3 separate regions of the Homo sapiens genome follow, and regions 2 and 3 are each linked to region 1. The links are chromatin contacts, found by Hi-C or POLR2A ChIA-PET in ENCODE. All regions are on one chromosome and are shown on one strand. Each heading gives the region's core, a stretch centred on a gene start or an enhancer-like site at or near the end of the contact. The rest is flanking DNA. Distances are from core to core; before and after follow the strand shown.

Evidence for each region. Hi-C counts contacts between places; a loop is a spot of excess contacts on that map. ChIA-PET counts read pairs that join two places held with the same protein, here RNA polymerase II (POLR2A). Pooled maps may share reads with other maps.
Region 2: a loop to region 1 is called in a map of naive thymus-derived CD4-positive, alpha-beta T cell, with 17 times the contacts of the local background. The contact joins the promoter of PIGZ here to the enhancer-like site in region 1. A Hi-C loop is called at or near these places in 1 of 168 maps with a recorded cell type or tissue (naive thymus-derived CD4-positive, alpha-beta T cell), 1 of 37 single-sample maps with no recorded cell type and 12 of 50 pooled maps.
Region 3: a loop to region 1 is called in a pooled map, with 2.7 times the contacts of the local background. The contact joins two enhancer-like sites. A Hi-C loop is called at or near these places in 1 of 50 pooled maps. POLR2A ChIA-PET finds 5 or more read pairs at or near these places in 2 of 52 experiments (H1 and T-cell).

The regions. Positions count from the first base shown.
Region 1 is chr3:196,683,621-196,686,320 of GRCh38, forward strand. No RefSeq gene overlaps it. Among named protein-coding and RNA genes, the nearest start is that of CEP19, 27 kb to the right of the region's middle. Within about 2 kb of position 1,416, at least 6 of the 41 ENCODE cell types and tissues checked have a DNase peak (open chromatin) inside an H3K27ac peak, as active enhancers do.
Region 2 is chr3:196,967,532-196,970,231 of GRCh38, forward strand. It overlaps PIGZ (phosphatidylinositol glycan anchor biosynthesis class Z (Gwada blood group)), which reads right to left and starts at 1,302. Exons shown (of 3, transcript NM_025163.4): 1 at 1,156-1,302. LOC124906255 (collagen alpha-1(I) chain-like) reads left to right here and starts at 1,602. Exons shown (of 3, transcript XM_047449439.1): 1 at 1,602-1,718; 2 at 1,865-2,681. The coding sequence starts at 1,602. The coding sequence ends at 2,680. RefSeq lists enhancers at 879-1,414, 1,415-1,950, 1,951-2,486 and silencers at 1,022-1,471, 1,532-1,741, 1,752-1,811, 1,922-1,981, 2,092-2,411 and 1 more.
Region 3 is chr3:196,178,157-196,180,856 of GRCh38, forward strand. No RefSeq gene overlaps it. Among named protein-coding and RNA genes, the nearest start is that of ZDHHC19, 32 kb to the right of the region's middle. RefSeq lists an enhancer at 1,632-1,831. Within about 2 kb of position 1,420, at least 16 of the 41 ENCODE cell types and tissues checked have a DNase peak (open chromatin) inside an H3K27ac peak, as active enhancers do.

The DNA.
Region 1 (2,700 bases), core at 166-2,665:
GATGTCCCATGCTGAGAAAAAGAATTCAGCGATATTTCTGCCATTTGCTTTTGAAAGAAGAGAAATATGGCTGTGTTCTGCCCTGCTCACATGTGGTCAGAGTTTAAGGTTATCTCTCTTGTTCCCTGAACAATTGCTGTTATCCTGTTCTTTTTTCAAGGTGCCCACATTTCATATTGCTCAAACACACATGCTGTACAATTTGTGCAGTTAATGCAATTATTACAGGGTCCTGAGGTGACATACATCCTCCTCAGCTGACAGGATTAAGAGATTAAAGTAAAGACAGGCATAGGAAATCACAAGGGTATTGATTGGGGAAGTGATAAGTGTCCATGAAATCTTCACAATTTATGTTTAGAGATTGCAGTAAAGATAGGCATAAGAAATTACAAAAGTATTAATTTGGGGAACTAATAAATGTCCATAAAATCTTCACAATCCACGTTCTTCTGTCATGGCTTCAGCTGGTGACTTCCTGCAACACTCCGCCTCCCGGGTTCAAGTGATTCTCCTGCCTCAGCCTCCCCAGTAGCTGGGACTACAGGCACCCGCCACCACACCCGGCTAATTTTTTGTATTTTCAGTAGAGATGGGGTTTCACCATGTTGGCCAGGCTGGTCTCGATCTCCTGACCTCATGATCCACCCGTCTCGGCCTCCCAAAGTGCTGGGATTACAGGCTTGAGCCACCGCGCCTGGCCAAGGTTTTCTTAATGGAGGGACATAAAGTCGATATTAGTCGAAAGGGGCAAGTCCCCCTCTTTTACAATGGACACAGAGCTGAAAAGACTATGAGTGACAAAAACTGGTGATAAGTGAAACACAAAACAGGAAAATAGAAGGAGTTACAGTAACATTGTTTGAAGTGTTTTGTTTTTGTTTGAGACGGAGTCTTGCTCTGTCACCCAGGCTGGAGTGCAGTGGTGCGATCTCGGCTCACTGCAACCTCCATCTCCCGGGTTCAAGCGATTCTCCTGCCTCAGCCTCCTGAGTGGCTGGGATTACAGGTGTTCACCACAATGCCCGTATTTTTGTATTTTTAGTAGAGATGGGGTTTCACCACGGTGGCCAGGTTGGTCTCGAACTCCTGACCTCAGGTGATCCGCCTGCCTCGGCCTTCCAAAGTGTTGTGATCACAGGCGTGAGCCACCGCGCCTGGCCTGTTTGAAGTTTTCTTAATGTATTGCATTTAATCAAAGAGGATTGTAAAATGTTTTTAAACTCAGGTGAGCTCTGAAAGTGCCTAGTCCTTGTATTTACCCAAACCAGTGTTTAACTCCTGCCACTGCCACTCACAAAATGCTGGATTGCCTACCACTTACTTCACTCTGCTCCTTGGTTTCTTAATCTGTATAATAGGATCAGAAATTCTTCTGTGAGGAAATTCGGAAAGGAAAACCCAAACGTAGCAGAGACAATGGACATTGGCACCCTTCTGCCCCCTGGTGGTAATTTTTAGAACCATGTGGGCAGTGGCGAGGCTAAAAATAAAATGTGCAAAGTGTAAAACAAAAACCACGCAGTGTCTTCCTTGTCATGCACAGCCGCGTTCGAATCGCTCATTGTCTTGCCTCCTCAGTGCTTTCTCCCGCCCACGACTATCAGTGGTCCAACCACACATTGCAGGAAGTTCCAGGAGTCATCCACTTACCCTAGAGCAAGCTTGTCCCACCTGCTGCCCGCGGGCTGCATGTGGCCCAGGTGGCTTTGAATGCAGCCCAACACAAATTGATAAGCTTTTTTTTGTGACTTTTTTTTTTTTTAGTTCATCAGCTATCATTAGTGTTAGTGTATTTTTTAATGTATGGCCCAAGACAATTCTTCTTTTAATGTGGGGAGAAAAAAGATTGGACACCCCTACCCTAGAGGAATGATAGTGTTTAGTATTTGTTTTCATTCTTATTTTCCTTCTCCTCTATATCGCATGGATTGTGGAGCGTGTCCATGTCTTCAGGTCATCAGCATGACTTTTAGGGGAGGTGACTACAGAGTCAAAGCCATGGGAGATGCGGAATTCAGCTGAAGATCACTTAAACATCCAGCACCGCTGTAGCACTAGTCATAGAAAGAATATGAAGAGAATTCAAGATTAAACAGATTGGCCAGGCGCGGTGGCTCAGGCCTGTAATCCCAGCACTTTGGGAGGCCGAGGCAGGCGGATCACCTGAGGTCAGGAGTTAGAAACCAGCCTGGCCAACATGGTGAAACCCATCTCTATTAAAAGTACAAAAAATTTAGCCGGGTGTGGTGGCACATGCCTGTAATCCCAGCTACTCGGGAGGCTGAGGCAGGAGAATCGCTTGAACCCGGGAGGCAGAGGTTGCAGTGAGCCGAGATTGTGCCACTGCACTCCAGCCTGGACGACAGATCAAGACTCTGTCTGGAAAAAAAAAAAAAAAAGATTGAGCAAAGCAGTCAATAGATTAATTGGATTTAATTAAGTGATGAAAGAATTGAGTAATGGAACTTCACCCATTCTAACCATGTGATAAAGTAGAAAAGGTTCAAAGATTTAGTAGGGGTTTAAAATGAGTTTAAGAGAATGGGATTACAATTCCAATCCCATTGGTAAGACAAATTTTATTTCTAAAAATTCATGTATTTCCCCCCTTTATACAACTGCAAATGCGAGTTTGGAGCTAGAGTGGGAGAGGAAAGCAAAGAATGAAGGGAAAGAAATAGGAGGAAGATTCTAGAA
Region 2 (2,700 bases), core at 52-2,551, 280 kb after region 1:
TTCTCCCGCCCTCAGGACTAAGATCTTGTTCCAGTCCTCCAGTCCTCGGGGTCTACTCCAGGGGTACAAGGTGAGAGTGGCTCTCCAGAGTCCATTTGCCTTTTGGTGCCGCACTGCATCCTCACTTTGACCCTGAGCGCTGCAGTAAGCCCTGCAGGGTGCTCCACCTTGAAGCACGGGAAGATCTGATGCTGGCCGCCTTCTTCCTTCGGTTGCCTGAAAGGGCCCGTGTTTATCCTTCGCTTCACAGAGAACGCAACACACAACATTAAACACACATAGAGAGTGAAAGAGAACAAGGCATCTTCATCAAGGAGGGCGCACCATTTAACCACCCGCGACCTTGCAGTGCGCCTCTGCAAAGTGGGGACTCCGCTCTGTAGCAGGAGATGGGGGTGTTGACGATTTTGAAAGTAGTTCTCAGTTTTCCGAGGCAAAGGTGTCTGGGGCTGACGAATGACTTTTGAGAAGAAGGAATGATGAGAAATGTCCTCATTACAGAACTTTCCCGGCCACACTGTGAGTCCCACGCAAAGACCCCATGACCACCAACCGGAGCGCTGGGTGCTCCCTGGCAGGGTCACCTTTGCTTTTTGCGCGCCCCCATGCCACCCCTGGGGCAGGAGGCCATCCTCTTATCCTGGGAGTGCAGGCCTGGCCCGAAGTGCAGCCCCCGAGGCCGGGAGCCGAGATTCTTCTCGGCTTCGTGCTCAGAGCTTTGCAGCGTGGCATGGTTTCCTCCTCTTGCCCTGTTGCTGTTTCATACCAGGGGGAACTGAGACCCAGTCGGGTTATGGGCCTCCCTGAGAACACTGGCCTCTAGCAGAAGCAGATTCAACCCCAGGCCTCAACCTGCGCCCAGACCCGTGCCCTGGAGTGGAGTTTACCCACTGCCGCCCTTCCTGGGCAAATGTCACCGCTGCCTCCGTCCCCCTAGGTCCGGGGCGGGTCAGTGCTTCGAGCCAGCGGACCCCGGCCTAGGGACAGGTGCCTGCGAGAATGCGGGGGGCGGCCCCCAGCTCCCCTGCCCTCCTCCCTAGAGGCTGGGCCTGCTGGTCTCCCGGCTGCGCGCAAGGTGGGAACGCGGCCGACTTGGTCCGCTCGCCCTCCCCGCACCCGCTCCTCTGGAGCCGCTGGGGCTGCGCACCGACTCACCCGCGCGGCCTCCGGGCTGCGCCTTCAGCGCTGGCGGCGTCCTGCCCGGCGAGGGCCAGGGTCCCAGGAGGCCCCGGAGGCGGCGGGACCGCAGGGCGGAGGGGAGGCCGTGGGAGCGGCCGGGCGCGCCTCAGCAGCGCGGAGACTGGGGCCGCCGCCGCCGGCGCAGGGCGGGCCGGGAGGGAGGAGGAGCGCGCGGGCGGGGCCGCCGTGTACGTCCCCGCGCTCCCGCCCGGCCTGGCCCCGCGGTCCCGGAGCGAGCTGGGGCCGCGCTGGGGAGGGTCCTGGGGGCGCCGCCGTCCCTCGGGCCGGGCAACGCCGGGCGGGGACCGGTCTCGCCCCGCCGCGCTCGGGCTCCCTCCCCGGCGGCCCCTCCTCGGCGAACAGCCTTTCGGCGCGGGGGGCTGTTAAACCAGACACCCCAGGCCACACTCCTCTCGTTCGAAATGACCATTTCGGGGTTCTCCGTGGCGGGGAGCTCCGCCGCCGCCGTCCCCCTTCCACGCGCGGGAGGTCGGCGAGGGCAGGGCGGGGACCCGGAGTGCGGCCCCCGGTCCTGCTTCGTGGCCCGAAACGCCTCGCAATGGAGTCACTCATGACAGGGGACTCAGCGCACGGGGCGGCTGCTGAGCCCCGCAGCGATCGGCGGGCGTGAGGGGTTCCCCGGCGTGGTTGCCCGGGAGCCTGTCAGCCCCAGCAGCCCTGACAGGAAAGGGAAGTCGAGAGGAGGCTGAGCGAACGGCCGCCACCCCCGCGGGACGCTGACCCGGGCGGACCCCGAGGGGCCTCTCCCCGCGCCAGAGCGCGGCGTGCGCGGGGAAGCGCGACCCACCGGGGTCGGCGACGGCGCGCGGGGCGGGCGCGGCGGTTCCCTCTCCTCCGCCCGTGCCCGTGGGATCGGCGGGCTTGTCGGGCTGGGAGAGCCTCGTGGAACCCGGGCATCCGGGCAGCAGCGGCCTCCGAGCCACTGTGGAGGCGCCCGGGGTCGGCACGGCGAGGCCGACGGGGACCTGACACGGTCACGCGGCGCCGGGGAGCAGGTTCGAGTGGCCGGGCGTGGCCGTGCTGCCCCTCCGCGTTCCGCAGGCGGCGACGGGCGAGCGGCCCTAGCGGGCTGCAGGGAGGACGCCGCGTGGACGGAGAGCCGGCGCCCGGGGGCCAGATCCCCTCCCGGGACGGGGCGCCAGGTCCCCGCGAGCTGCGGCGCGACGCGCGGGCACCCGTGTCCCACCCGGTGGCCTCGCCGCTGCGGGCTGCGCTGAGAGCGGGGTGGCGCGACGCGGTCCCTCACCGCAGGGGGAAGACGGCACCACCGCGTCCCGGCCGCTGGAGCTTCCCGCCCGCGCCGCCGGCCCGACGCTGCCCCCTGGCGGGAGAGCGCTGCAGGGGCCCCGGCGAGGCCGCAGGACCCGACCTCCCCGCCGGCCTCGCACTCCCGCGCCGCCGCCGAGGGTCGGCAGCCGGATCGCCCTCCGTGCCCCATAGCACCCCTCACACTAAAAACGACGACTTTATTAAGATGTGAGGTATTCTATACATACGATA
Region 3 (2,700 bases), core at 170-2,669, 510 kb before region 1:
GTCTTAACTGTGCAGCCCAGATCAGAGCAATAACAACTCATCAAGATAAGTCTAATTGCTACTCAACGGGGTGGAACTTACACGCTTGCCAGTGGGCAGGCAGAGTTCCCTGTGTCCTACATTCTTGTTAACACTTGAAACTCCAGTCTTTTTTTTTTTTTTTTTTTTTTTTTTGAGAGATGGAGTCTCACCCTGTTGCCCAGGCTGGAGTGCAGTGGTGTGATCTTGGCTCACTGAAACCTCTGCCTCCCGGGTTCAAGCGATTCTCCTGCCTCAGCCTCCCAAGCAGCTGGGACTACGGGCTCCCGCCACCACGCCCAGCTAATTTTTGTGTTTTTAGTAGAGACGAGGTTTAACCATGTTGGCCAGGATGGTCTCAATCTCTTGACCTCATGATCCGCCCACCTCGGCCTCCCGAAGTGCTGGGATTACAGGCGCAAGCCACTGCACCCCGCCCTGCAGTTTTGTTTTGTTTTTTTAATTTATTATTTTAAAAAAATGTTTTTGAGACAGGATCTCACTCTGCCACCCAGGCTGGATCATGGTGGCATGATCTTGGCTCACTGCAGCCTCGTCCTCCCAGGCTCAAGTGATCCTCCCGCCTCAGCCTCCCAAGTAGCTGGGACCACAGGTATGTGCCACCATGCCTGACTAATTTTTGTGCTTTTTGTAGAGATGAGTTCTCACTGTGTTGCCCAGGGTGGTCTCAAACTCCTGGGCTCAAGCGATCTTCCTGCCTCAGCCTCCCAAATTGCTGGGATTACAGGCATGAGCCAACACACCCAGCCCGAAGGAACTGCCATTCTTTTTATCTTTGCCAATCTGATGGTTATAGAATGGTATTTCCTAGTGGCTTTATTTTGCGTTTTCTTTATTTCTAATAAAGTTAAGCATCTTTTACATGTTGATGGACAATGTATATTTCCTGTTTTGCAAAACACCTGGTCGGGTTTTCCTGGTCTTTTTTCTTATTTATTTCTAGGAGTTCTTTATGTACTCTGGACTCTGATCCTGCATTGGTCTTTCTAAAGCTTTATTCGTCGCATCCTCTGATGAACAGAGCTTTTCTTTTTTCTTTTCCCTTTTAAAATTAGTAGAATTTATTCATCTTTTTCTTAACAATTAGTGCTTTCAAGAAATTCTTTGTACCCCCAAGGTCAAGAGATATTATCCTATACTCGCTTTGTAAGGGTTGGTATTCTGCCTGTCAGGTCGTTAATGGACCTGGCATTGATTTTGGAGCCTGCTGTGTAGTCAGATCTAAACTGGGAAAGGAACAATTGCCTGCTTTTCTCACAGGGGCGTTCTGAAGCTCAAAGGAGAAAATGCGTGTGAAAGTGTCCAGAACTGTGAAACAATGTACAAGTAAGAGAGTCTGCGATGCTGATTTGCTGGAGGGTGACAAAGCCGTTTAAGAGAAGGCTGCTTTGGCCTTTGATTTGCTAATCAGTTGGTAGCGTCATAGGCTGCCAGTAGGCCAGGCAGAAACCCAACCTCCATTCTGCCTCCGGAGGCTGGAGAACACAGCCAAAAAGACCAGCTGAAGCATGTGGTCTTTGCAGGAAAGTAAGTTCCAGTGGCACTGCTGGGGCTGGCCCCGTCCACCCACACTGTTCACTCCATCTGCCACCTGACATTAGCAAATTAGGCTGCAAATACAGCCCTGAGTCATAGAGAAAAGATGAAATTACACTCAGGAAACTCTGCTCACTGAAGTGCATGAGTAACAGGATGCAGAAAGACACCCATTAAAAGCGGCTAAAAACGAGTCAGGTGCTCCAAGGCAGCCTGCTGCACACCCCAACACGCGGGCAGGCTCCGCCCCAGCTCCAACTCCACCTGGAGGGGCAACACGCACCCATTATACGAGCCACACGGGGGCCCCAGCAACTGGCCCAGACAAGGCTGCAGAGCCCACTCAGGGTGGAACCCCCTTTAGCGAACTGGAAGGTTCCATGACGGGGCTGCGGGGAAGGAAGCCGACTCGTGGGGAGTTAGCTGAGCTGCCGGAGGAAACTGACAAAATCAAACGCACCCTTTGGCCTGCACAAGGCGATATTGTTGGTTCTCCCTGAAGCACATCCTGGCCAGGAGACAGAGCTTAGGCCAGCCCCCGGGCCAGGTGCCTGCTACCCAGACCTGTGATCCTAGCCAAAAGTCTCTGAGTTCTGGATGTCCACACTGGGAAGGGAGAGCAGCGAGGGAAGGGTTACCAAAGGGGCCTGAGGAGACATTCGGGGGTGACAGATTGTCAGCATCTTTTTGTTTGGTTTTTCTTTTAAGCGATGGGGGCGGGGGGTGGGGGGGGGTCTCACTATGTTGCTGAGGCTGGTCTCGAACTCCTGGCCTCAAGCAATCCTCCTGCCTCAGCCCCCGAGTAACTGGAATTCAAGACGTCAGCCACGGCCCCCAGCTTAGCTTCAGCATCTTGATTGCAGTGGTGGCTTCACAGATGTATACATATGTCAGAACTTATCAAATTGTATATTTTCAATATCTATTTTAGACAATTAGATCTCAATAAGGCTGTTTAAAAATTACAGAATGGTGTGATGGCGACTTTTACTAAATATGCATGTTGACAGCAAGAGGAACGACTAGAAGGAGGTCCCCAGATGTTAACAGTGCTTAGTTCTGGGCTGTGGGATTACAGAGGATTTTACTTTTCCTCTTTGTGTTTTTCTGTACTTTAAAAAATTT